2 separate regions of the Homo sapiens genome follow, and region 1 is linked to region 2. A link is an interaction called in ENCODE POLR2A ChIA-PET data of the cell type or tissue named here. Cell type or tissue: MCF 10A. All regions are shown on one strand. Each heading gives the region's core, and the rest is flanking DNA. Links, peaks and the distances in the headings are about the cores only.

Region 1 (5,000 bases), core at 1-5,000, 590 kb after region 2:
TTAAATGTAATTGAAGGATAGTTTGTGATATACACAAATAACGTGAGTTCCAGTGTGGGGAAAAGATAACCAGAAGTAAATCAATGTGAGAGAATTTCAGTTAGGGACCCTCAATGCTAGGGACTGGATCACTGTACCCTCTATACCCTTTTAATTTTCCAATGGAGAACTTGGTCTAACAGAATAGAGCACAAGTTTTGAGTCACAGTGACCCGAATTTGATTCCTGGTGCTGCTAGTTATGGCTGTGTTCAGGCAAATCTCCTGCGGTGTCAGACTCAGGGAGCTCATCTGTAAATGGGACAAAAATGGGGCCAGCATGACTGAAATATGTGGGCGAGGAGCTGAGCACTGTGCCCGGCACATACTAACTACTCCTCATACCACCACCCCACGCTGCGGCAGTGGCCTGGCAACTAGGCTGAGTGAATGAGGTGCCAACTACAGCATCCTCTGTCTTCTGTAATGCCCGTCATCCTGGGCCTCCTCCAAAGCCTGTGCTGAAGGAGGGCCCAGGCCACCACTTTCCCCTCAGTAGGGGACACCCAGGCAGCCAAGTCAGTGCAGTGACTTTTAAGTCCACGTGACTTAAAAGGCAGTAATGTGCAAAATGTTGCCTAAACTCGTTTGTGGTTGTTTTAGGCTTGTCTGTACAGAGATTTATTTCCCCCCTTTGTCCAACCATTTATGTTTTATAACTCACTCATTTCTGCCCAAACAACTCTCTCCCTCAACATGATCTCGGCAGACTTCCACATATGTGAGCTACGTGAAAGCCAGCCAAATATGCTCCCACATTCTGAATATATGTAGGATGAGTGTAGAAGGCATCTCTTTCAAAGAATACTTAGCATTTTCAGGATAATTTTTATACCAAAGAGTTCATATCTCTGAAGAAACATTATCTGTATATAGAATAAATACCATTTCAATGTAAACCAGATGAATAAATTGAGCTACAGATATATTCTACTCATTGACTGAAGTCACCCAAAAGACCTCATACCCCAAGAAAACAATCAAGGAAGGCAAAGGGGGGGTGGAAATAATTTTTATTGTGCCCTTTCCTTGGGCCTGTTTCTTTGTCAGACTCTTCACATATCTTTCTTCATTTTTTTTCAAGTCATATTTGAAATATTTTGATATTGGCAAATACTACTTCTCTTACCACCCCCCCCACATTGATATTTGAACATATCTAAATTTTTCAAATCATATATCTAATGAGTTTGATATTCAGAGTATATAAAAACTCATACAACTCAATAATAAAAAGACAAATAACCTAATTTAAAAATGAGCAAAACTTTTGGATGGATGTTTCTCCTAAGAAGATACACAAATGGCCAACAAACACATGAAAAGATGCTCAGCATCGTCAGTAATTTATCCCATTTAATAAGTACAACAGTGTTACATAGGTTTTAATGTTATTTTCTTACAACCAAGAAAACGATCAAAATAAGAAGGATATTGGTTTAATTCAGATTTAATTTAGTGACTGTCAATATTTTTATTTTATTTTATCATTTAAGAAATGATGAAGTTTTTATTCCAATCCAAAATGACGTTTTAGTTTATCTATGTGTGTGCTTTTAACATCAAAGATTCTCATAGTTAGAGCTGGGTGTGGTGGCTCACACCTGTAATCTCAGCACTTTGGGAGGCCGAGGTAGGTGGATCACCTGAGGTCAGGAGTTCGAGACCAGCCTGGCCAACATGGCGAAACCCCGTCACTACTAAAAATATAAAAAATTAGCCAGGCATGGCGGGTGCCTGTAATCCCAGCTACTTGGGAGGCTGAGGCAGGAGAATCGCTTGAGCCTGGGAGGCGGAGGTTGCAGTGAGCCGAAATCGTACCATTGCACTCCAGCCTGGGCGACAGAGTGAGACTCTGTCTTAAAAAAAAAAAAAAGAGAGAGATTTTCATTGTTGAATAAAATGTATATGTTGGAATTCAGCAAATTTGAACAATTCATTTAAAGTTTTAATTCATAGTTCTATTGGATTGCAAGTTACTTAAAAATAATTACATTTCTTCATTAAAATGAACTGTAATCTATCATCTAATCCAGACTTCTACCCACAGAAATTTCCTCCACACTATTCTTGAAATGTGGCATCCAGGCACTGCTTGATGGCTTCTGGTGACCAGGAGCCTGTCACTAGAAGAGATAACCCAGAGGATATTCTATTAGTTTATTGGCTGGCCTTAGTCCTGTTCTACAGATCTAAACAGATGCAGTGACTTCCTTTTTCCACATATGTTAAAACTGAAAGTGAGAATTCTTGCCCTTATTTTAGTGACGGTATTAGCTGAAAAAGTGACAATGTTCTAACATACCTCACAGCATCACCTGTCTAATTTGAGAACGCTACACAGGAGAGGCCTGGGGCAAGAAGGGAGGAAAACATTTTGAGGTTGAGAGGTCAGGAAAGCAACAAAGAGGAATTCTATGAGCTGAATCTTTATGTCTGTGACTTTTTCTTTTTATTGATTTCAAAAAGATCATTTTATTCCTTTTTGGTTTTTTTTTCCACTTTCCTGGTCTTCTTTTCATTATTGTACTGAATTAGAATTAGAATTTCCAATGGGAAACAGCTATTTGCCCACAGTGGAACTGGTGCCTAGGGCAGGAGGGGAGTGGTCTAAGAATACAACCAGTAGGCCTGCCTGGCAAGGAACACGGAGACAATGAGATTCCTGGACTCCTTGTTAACGTTAAGAAAGAACAGCATCTGAAAAAGAGGCCAATTCTCTAAACTGGCAGCAGAAACTATCCTCAGAGAAATTCCTCCCAGTACAGTAAGAATTAAAACTCTAACTGAGAAAACTAGCAAAAGCAACAGTAATCCTCAGGGGGAAGCCAGATCGGAGCCACAAATCAAAGAGCAATATTAGAAAATGCTGCAAAAATGAGAAAGAAACATAGCGGGACAGCAGGAGGGAGCCGGGGGACCGTGCGTTTTCCTTTTTGTTGGACACATAAGCCTGGGGTGTGTTCTTTGAAAACTTCCCAAGAGATCAAAACAAGAAATTACTGCCTGCAGAACAATTGGTTGGGAAGACGAGGAGAGAGCTGAGATGAACAGCAAGGTCTCTTAGAACTGGGTCTGAGCTTTAACCCCTCCCCAGCCTGCATCTGACAGCATTTTCCTCCTCCTGCAGCCGCAGGCTGCCAATGCAGTTGCCGCACGTGCCTGAGGAGGGCGCCCTCCCCTGCTCTGCTAGATGCCGCCCTTGTCCTTGGACAGTCGGCTGGGAGCGGAGAAGTAGTGGCCCTAAACAGTCAGGAGCCCAGCACTGTATACAACAAAGAATGCTTATTTATTTATTTATTTATTTACTTATTTATTTATTTATTTATTGTTTTAAACTTAAAAAATTGTATGTAATGTGTACAAGGTGATTTTTGATATACACATACTTAGTGAAAGTGATTACTGTGATCAAGAATGCTTTTTTCAAATGAACATAAATTGGCATTTTAACCACAATCTTACATCTCTTCCTATTCAACTTCTCCTGACATTCTTACCCACTAATTTAGTGGTGCAAGAGGGGCATTGATATTTTTAGAATCCAACGAAAGGACGGTTAAGTCAGAAGCACAATTAGTTTGGTGTATTTGTAGTTGTTTAGCTGTCGCTTCAGTAGACAGTGTAGGAAAAGCTTCTAGACATGGCCCCGCCACTCACCACACCAGATCAACTGGCATGACAGAAAGACACAGAGACCGAAGTATGTCACAAAATGAAGGGTTCATTGAGTGCCAGAAAAGAAATATGTATGTAGCCAAGGGGAAACAAGGTTTGATACGTGAGGAGCTGGAAGCTAGTCTAGGGAAATTCTTCTAAGTCTCATGGTTCATACAACAAATAAGCTCGATATATTTTTCCCCAGACTTGAAAGCAATCCCACAAATGTTTGTGGTATTACCAATAACAATTTGTGCAGCTAAAATAAACTTTTTTTATGTGATGAAAAACTAAGAAAAAATAACTTGGATCGACTTGCTATAAGCAACATTGGATTGTTTTTCTGTTCTCTTTATAGATAATTGTGCTACAAAATTGATGCCATACAAATGGACAAAGAATTTGCAGCCAAAAATGTACAAAAAAGGTATGATAGAGATATGTCAGTTTGTTAATTAATCAAAATACTATGTTCTTTTTCTGGATTTTATAATGTTTATGAAATGTTTTGTGTTTTAGTAATTTGTATTGTGTTTGGAATTTTACCATTAACATTCCAACTAATTTTATATTTAGGGATTATGTATTCTTTTTTCTTCAAGAGTGCACTCCAAATTGTTAAGCTTCTGGCTCTACAAATCCTGCATCTGCCTTTGCTTCTTTCATTGCACTTAATATATTGTGTCATCTTTTACTTGATTACACATCTCTGTTGCCTCCCGGGTGTCAAGGATGCAAATCTAATTATTTCTATCTAATATCCCCAGCACCTAACGTAGTAAAAGCTAGCAGTTGTTCAATATATTGTTGTTCACTGAAGTCTAATTGATGGCTATTGCAAAGAAAGTGGAGACTGGTGATGCTATGCCTCAGATAGAAACCCTAAGGCAACATCAAGACCTGAAGTGGTATTTTTCCTCCCCAAAGACCCAGACACTTCTGAGACCCCATTTCGACTTTGCAATATTGAAAGGCAGGAACAGAAGCATATTTGGCAGTCATGAATGGGGAAAAGGCCACCACAGAGCCTCTGCAAACCTGGACATCCGTGTGCCTCCACAGGAAAGAGATGCCCAAGAAAGAAGTTTCCCTGTAGGTAGAGGACTGGGTTGGAGAAGGTGTGGACCCTCCTAGTTGCCAGCTGTTTTCGAGCCTTGGGAATCTGGCCCAATGTTTGTGTTTGGGTCATATTTGATGCCTCCCAGAACACCTAAGTGAGGTTTGCACTATGTGTTCAGAGATAATAAGCAGCATCCTTCTCAGCATCACTGGAGGCAGAGTGGGAGAGCTGGAGACTCACAA
Region 2 (8,513 bases), core at 1,622-6,621:
TTGCTCTGTCACCCAGGCTGGAGTGCAGTGGTGCGATCTTGGCTCACTACAACCTCCGACTCCTGGGTTCAAGCAATTCTTCTGTCTCAGCCTCCCAAGTAGCTGGGACTACAGGTGCATGCCACCATGCCCAGCTAATTTTTGTTTCTTTAGTAGAGATGGGGTTTCACCATACTGGTCAGGCTGGTCTGGAACTCCTGACCTTAGGTCATCCACCCATCTTGGCCTTCCAAAGTGCTGGGGTTACAGGTGTGAGCCACTGTGCCCGGCCCAAGCGCAGTCTTTTTATCTCCACTCTCTTCCCCTCCCCTCTCTTCTCCAAGGTGGCATCTGTATCCCGGGGTGAAGGAAGGAGAGGGACTCTTGGATGGGCATTTGAGGTGGCAGCTTCCAAGAGTCCCTCATGGTGAGTAGGAGTGGCCCTCCGGCCTTGGGGGTCCGTGCCCTTCATCTGACACAATCCCTTACATTGCGGCCCTTATCAGCACGTCTCTGCTTCCTCTTTCCGTAATTCCCTGGCTGGGAGGGGTGGGCTTTCCCTTCCTTTTTCAGTTGCATCTCTCCCTTGTAGAAAAGGACTTAGACTCTGGTCTCCCAGCCCTGGTCCTTGATGCATCACATAGATTCTAAAGACACTTAGCAAATCCTTTCTGGTTTTTGCAATGTCTGACCTTCTAGCCTACTGTCTTCTTAAAGAGGTCATGGTCTAGCTGTCTTCTGCCCTGGAGCAATACGCCACATTCCAGGAAATAGGAGGTTGCATGTGGAAAAAGAGGAGGTGGGGTTAAAATGCCTTGATTTAATATTGGCAAAATATTATCCCTGTAGCTGTGTTTTGGAAATGAGTGCAAACCTGGCCGTCTAAATGGCCACGTTAACTTGGGTAACTGCCATATGTAAATAACATGCAGAAGTGGAAAGATGGACCAGATGGTTAATAACAGATGTGGTGATTGAGTGCTGGAGGAATTAATGGTGAATAATGACTAGAATGCTAACTGATAGTATTTCTAACACCAGGAGTGACAGACAGTGAACAAACTTGGTAATAATTAGAAAAGAAAGAACAACAAGAGGGTATGTCAAAGTTTGTGTTAACTGAAGTTCCCATATGGATCCAAGATTGCGGCAGTGATGATTTCTGCAACACGAGGACCATCTGTTTCCTCATAGCAGCATCATTTAACAGTGAAAGGACAGGGCCTCAGCCTTAAATTCGGGGAAAACAAGTAGCTAGAACCAATGAGAAGGGAAATGTTGATGTTAATATATGAGTTTATTTTCTGTTATTCAGATAGACTCGTACTCCAACTTCTCTACTCTCTTTATTCATACAACTCTGGTACCTTCTTCCCTCTTTTCCTTTCCCTCCCTGTTTCTTTTCCTTCCTTCTTTTTTCCCTTTCTGCCTCTTTCCCTTCTTCTTCTTTTATTTTTTTTTTTTTGAGCTGGAGTCTCACTCTGTCACCCAGGCTGGAGTGCAGTGGCATGATCTCAGCTCACTGCTACCTCTGCCTCCTGGGTTCAAGTGATTCTTGTGCCTCAGCCTCCCGAGTAGCTGGGACTAGAGGCATGTGCCACCAGGCGTAGCTAATTTTTGTATTTTTAGTAGAGACAGGGTTTCGCCACGTGGGCCAGACTGGTTTCGAACCCCTGACCTCAGGTGATCTGCCCACCTCAGCCTCCCAAAGTGTTGGGATTACAGGTGTGAGCCGCCACACCTTGCCTCTCTCTTCCTCCTCCTCCTTCTTCTTCTTCTTCTTCTTCGTCTTTAAAAAAATCTGTCTTCTTCTGTCATTCAGTTACAAACCCACTGACTGCTCCAGCCCCACCAATCACTTTTCCTTTGGAATTCTTATTCCAGGCAGCCAGCACAATACAAGTTAGCATTTGACTTAATAGTGCTATATTCTGTCTTGTTAACAAAATTATTTCTTGTATATTAGAGCCATCTTCTCAATGGGATTATATATGCTCCCATGGAAGAGAATCTAGACATTTGCTGCTCTGTACTTACTGTCCTTCATTAGTGAATGTTAGCTTTATGACAGACTAATAATTATGAGAAAAACAGTAATAGTTATTTTATCAATAGTGTGGTCTGAATAGTCGAGTGTAGAGATTTGCTTTTGGTTTTGTTTAATGCCTGTTTGAAGAGCTTCCTGATGAAATGGGATGTGCTTGGCATTGTGCTTGGAGTTGTCATTGTCATTCTCATCATCCTCATCCTCATCCTCATCACCATGTCACAATAAACACTGCTTCCAGTTAATATTCACCCCTTCTTATGTGCCAATTATGTTATTTAATTCTCAAAATAGTCTTAATGACATACTCTGAAGGTAAAACCAAACTGTGTTTTTTCCTACCCTCACACAACAGCACTCAGCTCTGGTCACCAAAATGTGTGTGGGAATTTCTCCCTACCAATAACCAATTCTCTAATTTAATTCCGACGCCATCTACCTGGAGACAGCGTCATGTCCCACAGGTTATAGGCTCATTCCCACAAGACTGACCCCACTTCAGATGCCAACCACAAGTCCCGAGTTGTAATCTGTGCTTCTGACTCAATGACTGTAAATGGAGGGTTCCCAGCACCCCCACCTTGGGTTTGATTAATTTGCTAGAGTGGCTCACAGAACTCAGGGAAACACTTACTTACATTTACTCATTTATCATAAAATATACTACAAAGGATACAGATGAACAGCTGGATTCTAAAGACACTTTAGCAAATCCTTAGATTTGCAAGGTAAATCTAAGGATTTGTAGGGTGAGGTAAGAGGGAAGGGGCGCAGAGCTTCCATTCCCTCTCCAGGCACAGCACCCTCCAGGAACCTCTGTGAGTTCAGCAACTGGAAAGCCCTCTGACCCTGTCCTTTCCCATTTTTATGGAGGCTTCATTATGCTGGCATGACTGATGACATCATTGGCCATTGGTGATCAATCTCTAGCCCCTGTCTCCTCCTCAGAGGTTGGAGAGTGGGGTGAATGCCCCAATCCTCCACTCATGGTTTGGTCTTTTTGGTGATCAGTCCCCATCCTGAAGCTTTCTAGGGGCCCCCAGATGTCATTCATCTTATTAGCATACAAAAGGCACTCTTATTACTACAGAAATTTCAAGGGTTTTAGGAGCTGTGTGCCAGGATTGAGGGGCAGGATCAAATTTTTTATTATTATATCACAATATCACACATAGATATCACTTCTCCCATTTTGTAAATGAGAAAACAGGTGTCTAGAGAACTTACTAACTCCATTTATTGTAATTGACTTATTCAACAGTAATAGAGCACCAATTATGTCTCAAAAATATTTTGAAGTTCTACAAATATCTTATTTCATTCTCAAGACAATCTTAAATGAGGTGAGGTTTCATTGTCCTCATTGCACAGATTAGAAAACTAAGAATCCTGGAGAATTTAGTAACTTAACTACTGTTTCATGCAAGTCTGCACACTAAAAGAATGGCGGAATTCAGTGAGTGAACTCGGTTCTGATTGACTTTGTATCCTGATGCTGCCCTAAGATGCTGGCAAGAGTAACCGTACCCCATGCTCCATGCTTACCGCATACGAGAGGGCCTTGTAAATTCCTTGCAAATCAGAAACACACAACACAGATTTGGGAACACATGGACTCCTCTGCCTCCTGGAACTTAGCAGGGGCACAGAGTGACTTGTCTCCTTAAACATCCACTGTGTGACTAATACTGTTCCAGCCCCAGGGAAACATTTCTTCACATCTCTTCCTATTTCCTCAGAATAAAAGACAACTGTGTTGGAAGATTGCCAAGGTTTGTAGCTGTGCCACCGCAGACTTCAGAGATGAACACTGCCTTGGAGACGAGGAGGATTCAAGTTGCAGAAGCATTTAGGTAAAAGAAAAGATAAGCTAATTAAGTTGTCAAAATTTTCCTTGAAGAAAGACTAATTAAATTGCCAGATTCTCTCTCTCAGAACACGTGAAGACTGTAGAGTCTTGCAAAACAGAGTATCATTATCCACTAGTGCTAACATTCATTTTCCTACTTCATTTCACGTTCCAGTTGGAAGTACTCACCAGTTAGGTCCATAGTCACAAACATTGCACTGATGGCTGGGGAACATTTTGCAAAATTGTATGTCTGTAAGTCTAGACACAACACCATGAAGCATGGTACCCACTCATCATGTTGACATTTAGGAGGACAGTGAATGCCAGAATCATGAATAGTTTTATGTTTAGATAACCAATTTAAAAGATTTAAACTTTCAAAAACTTAAAAAGAGCTTTTACAAAATACATTTGATTTTAAAAGTTGATCATAATTATAACTTTACTTTGCCTTTAACTTTGTTGCATAATTTAGACTATTTTTGAAAAAAAACTTTTTGTAAAATTTAAGAAAAATAATTTTAATTTTTCATTGACACCTTTGAAGGAACTTTTAAATTTTGTATTCAAATTTTTTTTTTTTTTGGTTGAGATGGGGTTTCACTCTTGTTGCCCAGGCTGGAGTGCAATGGCGTGATATTGGCTCACCGCAACCTCTGCCTCCTGGGTTCAAGTGATTCTCCTGCCTCAGCCTCCCGAGTAGCTGGGATTACAGGCACGCACCACCACGCCCAGCTAATTTTTGTATTTTTAGTAGAGATGGGGTTTCACCATGTTGGCCAGGGTGATCTCAATCTCCTGACCTCGTGATCTGCCTGCCTCAGCCTCCCAAAGTGCTGGGATTACAGGCGTGAGCCACCGCGCCTGGCCCCATTTTGTTTTTTAATCTCTAATATCATTACTGACAATAGAACACAAATTATGGTTAAACTTTTAACATAATTTATGATTTTAATAAAATGAAGTAAGGGATAAAAACTTTCATGGAATAAACATGTAATAATATATTAATTAACTATTTTTTTATCATCACCCATCCAAACATTACCTACTCATCAGTAGAATACCCAGGAAGGCACAATCACTGCACTCAGCTGTCTTTGGCATCTTGCTAGTTTTAGTAACATAAAAGCCATAAGGTTACACATTTTGAAAGTTTGTTGCAGAGAAAGGTGTATTTGTCAAGAGAGGAGGATAGAATGTACTTGATCAGGCAGTTTGTGAGCTTGATTTATATCTTTTAGATATTTGGACACATGGCATGATGGACCAAATTGTGTGCCCCCCCACTCCGATTCATATGTTGAAGGCTGAATATGGCATGAGGGCTCCCAGCTGTACTTTTGCCTTGAGCCCTGCAAATGAACCTGTTAAGGGCAGCCTTGCTAGAAGCCAAGCTTTTTTACTTTGTTTTAAATTGACACATAATAATTTGTACATATTTATAGGATACAGTGTAATGTTTTGATGCATGTCTATGTTGTACAAGGATCAAATCAGGGTATCTAGTGTATCCATCACCTCAAAAGACTTGTCATTTCTTTGTGGTGAGAACATTAAAAATGTTCTCTTCTAGCTATTTTGATATGCGCGATATATTATTGTTAACTACAGTCACCTTACTGTGGTAGAACACCAGAGCTCTTTTCTCCTATTTAACTTTGTACTGGTTGGGCAACTTCTCCCTTCACTCCATCTTCCCTTCCCCAGCCTCTCGCAACCACTCTTCTACTTTCTGTTTCTATGAGATCCACTTTTACAGATTCCACATATGAGTGAGATCATGGCGTAATTGTCCTTCTGTGCCTGGCTTGTTTAACATCATGTCCTCTAGATTCGATCCATATTGTCTCAAATGACAAGATTTCATTCTTTTTTATGGATGGATAATATTCCATTGTATATATGTACCACATTCTTCTGTAGATGGGCACTTAGGTTGCTTCTAAATCTTGTCTACTGTGAACAGTGCTACAATAAACATGGGAGTGCTGATATCTCTATCATATGGTAGTTCTAGTTCCAATTTTTTTTTTTTTTTTTTTTTTTTGAGATGAAGTCTCGCTGTTATCGCCCAGGCTGGAGTGCAATGGTGTGACCTAGGCTGGCTCACTGCAGCCTCCGCCTCCCAGGTTCGAGCAATTCTTGTGCCTCAGCCTCCTGAGTAGCTGGCACCTGCCACCACACCCTTCTAATTTTTGCATTTTTAGTAGAGATGGCATTTCACCATGTTTGCCAGGCTGGTCTCGAACTCCTGACCTCAGGTGATCTGCCCACCTCGGCCTTCCAAAGTGCTGGGATTACAGGTGTGAGCCACCGCGCCTAGCCCTATTTTTAATATTTGAGGCACCTCCATAGTGTTCTCCATAATGGCTGTACTAATTTACATTCCCATCAACAATGTGTAAGAATTCCCTTTTCTCTTCTAACAGGGGTGAGGTGATATCTCATTATGGCTTTGATTTGCACTTCTCCACCATAGAAGAATTTTGGAAACACAGATATAACTTCCAAATCACACGTGTTACTAGTTAGAAATCCAGGGTTCAAACAGGAGTCTGACTCCTGAGTTTCTGCCTCAAAATGTGTTGCCAAACCTTTGGTAGGTTGTCAGCCTGGTTAAAGTGCATGCCAGGGAAGTTCCCAACCTCTGCATCCTCTGTGTTAGGAAAGACGAGGGTTAGAAAGGGGGATGGGGCAGGACTGAGGGCTTTGCCTGCTCTACCAGTCAGAGGTATTTGGAAAAGAGATGGGAAGCACAAACGGATTTGCTGAGATTCCTTCAGTGGCCTGACTGTTTACAGCAGGACTGTCCAGTAGAGATAGAATGTGAACTGCATATATAATTTTAAATTTTCTGGCCAGGTGCGGTGGCCTTGCCTGTAGTCCTAGCACTTTGGCAGGCCAACGTAGGCTGATTGCTTGAGCCCAGGAGATTGTGACCAGCCTGGGCAAGATGGTGAGACCCCGTCTCTATAAAAAATACAAAAATCAGCTGGGCATGGTGGCACACGCCTATAGTAACAGGTACTCAGGAGGCTGAGGTGAGAGGATCCCTTGAGCCTGGGAGGTGGAGTTTGCAGTGAGCTGAGATTGCATCACTGCACTCCAGCCTGGGTGACAATCTGTTTCAATTTTTTTTTCTTTAGTAGCTACATTAAGAAAATAAAAAGAAACAGGTAAAGTTAATTCTAATAATATATTTTATTTAACCCATCAAGTAATGACTAGAAAATTATTAATGAGGTATTTCATTTTTCATACTTCACGTTAGAAATCTGGGGTGTATTTTACACTTAGAGTACATCTCGATGCCAACCAGCTACCTGTGAGCACTCAAGGGACACATGTGGCGAGCAGCGATCATGTCAGACAGTGCACGTCTAGATGTGCATTTGGACATCTGTGTCTGAGCGGCCTTGGGGGTTTATGACCCTCTGGGGACCAGGATTCCGTCACTAGTTCTCTCTGGCTCCACACCTAGCTGCATGGTTGATTAGTTCTCTTTTTCTGCTGGCATGAAGTCAAGTTCACAAGATGTGTGTGGCCACCCTGAATTTATTTCTCAGAGGATTTACAGATCCTACAAGGTGACACACTTGGTGTGCAGTGCTCCAGCCCCAGCCAAGGAGGCAGTAAAAGTGTATCAAGAAATCCTTGGCCCACAGATTTTTGCCAACAAACATTTCTCTACTTCTCAATGATGACTATGGAATGGTAAAAGTTTGAAGATACCTTAATTTTCACAGTCAGCTGGGTTATCTCAGAGAGATACTTTCCCTAGTGAGTGTTCTTAACACTTTCTTGAGTGGAAGGAAACAATGCTTTTGAAGTGACATTCCACGATGAATTCCTTCTGCTTCTAGAGAGAGTGAACGTTTTCAGTCAAAGAAGGTGCCAGCAATTTGGATTTTGGACTTGACTGCTTGGGAGAAGGGTTCAGAATTTCAACCAGCAACATGCCAAATCCACCTGTGTCTCTCAGTGTTCGCTCACAGCCACTTTCTTTTACACATTTAAATCCTCTCTCCCCACTCTTAAGCATTTCCTGTGGAATAACACTCCCTGAATCCTAGCTTAAAAATAAACATGGTGGTCAACAGCTGGCCTTTGCAATCTGGCAGAATGGAGGTTTTGTTCTGACTGTCACTTAATAGCTGGGTGATCATGGCAAGACATTTCCTCATGGCAAAGAATAGGTGAAAAGGTATTTTCTCATATGTAAGATAAGCATAATTCCTGTATCCTAGGTTTTTGTGAGGATCAAACGAAATAGTGCCCACAATGCACACAATGCACAGTGACTGCGTACATATAGGTAAGCAAATGTCGACTGCTACCGAAGTCTCTTGAGCCCTGGCATCTGCCTGGTTGACCAACCATAGACTGATGCCTAGATCTGATGCTTTGTATAGGGAGTGGCTTGATTCCTAAGTAAAGGCCTTGACATGCAGAAGTTGATTCTCTTCTCTGTGGAGATCAGAGGTTCTCATACAGTGAGCTGGTACTGGGCTCACCACCCCTTGCTGAAGTTTTTTGTTGTTACTGTTTTTTTTTTTTTTTATGTTTTTTGAGATGGAGCCTCAATCTGTCATCCAGGCTGGAGTGCAGTGGCGCGATCTTGGCTCACTGCAA

The links. ChIA-PET counts read pairs that join two places held together with the same protein. Peaks named below come from ENCODE experiments on the same cell type or tissue, not always from the same donor. Only the 100,000 strongest peaks of a DNase experiment are listed, where the experiment ranks them.
Region 1: POLR2A ChIA-PET joins it to region 2 with 5 read pairs; 2 of 35 experiments call an interaction of 5 or more read pairs at or near these places.

Annotation. Positions count from the first base shown.
Region 1 is chr2:122,528,795-122,533,794 of GRCh38, forward strand. No RefSeq gene overlaps it. Among named protein-coding and RNA genes, the nearest start is that of LINC01826, 540 kb to the right of the region's middle. In MCF 10A, for the core only: a CTCF peak has its summit at 3,203; no DNase peak of the experiment used is centred there.
Region 2 is chr2:121,940,569-121,949,081 of GRCh38, forward strand. It overlaps LOC105373592 (a long non-coding RNA gene), which reads left to right. Exons shown (of 7, transcript XR_001739684.2): 2 at 3,766-3,879. Among named protein-coding and RNA genes, the nearest start is that of LINC01823, 150 kb to the left of the region's middle. In MCF 10A, for the core only: no CTCF peak of the experiment used is centred there; a DNase peak (open chromatin) is centred at 3,733.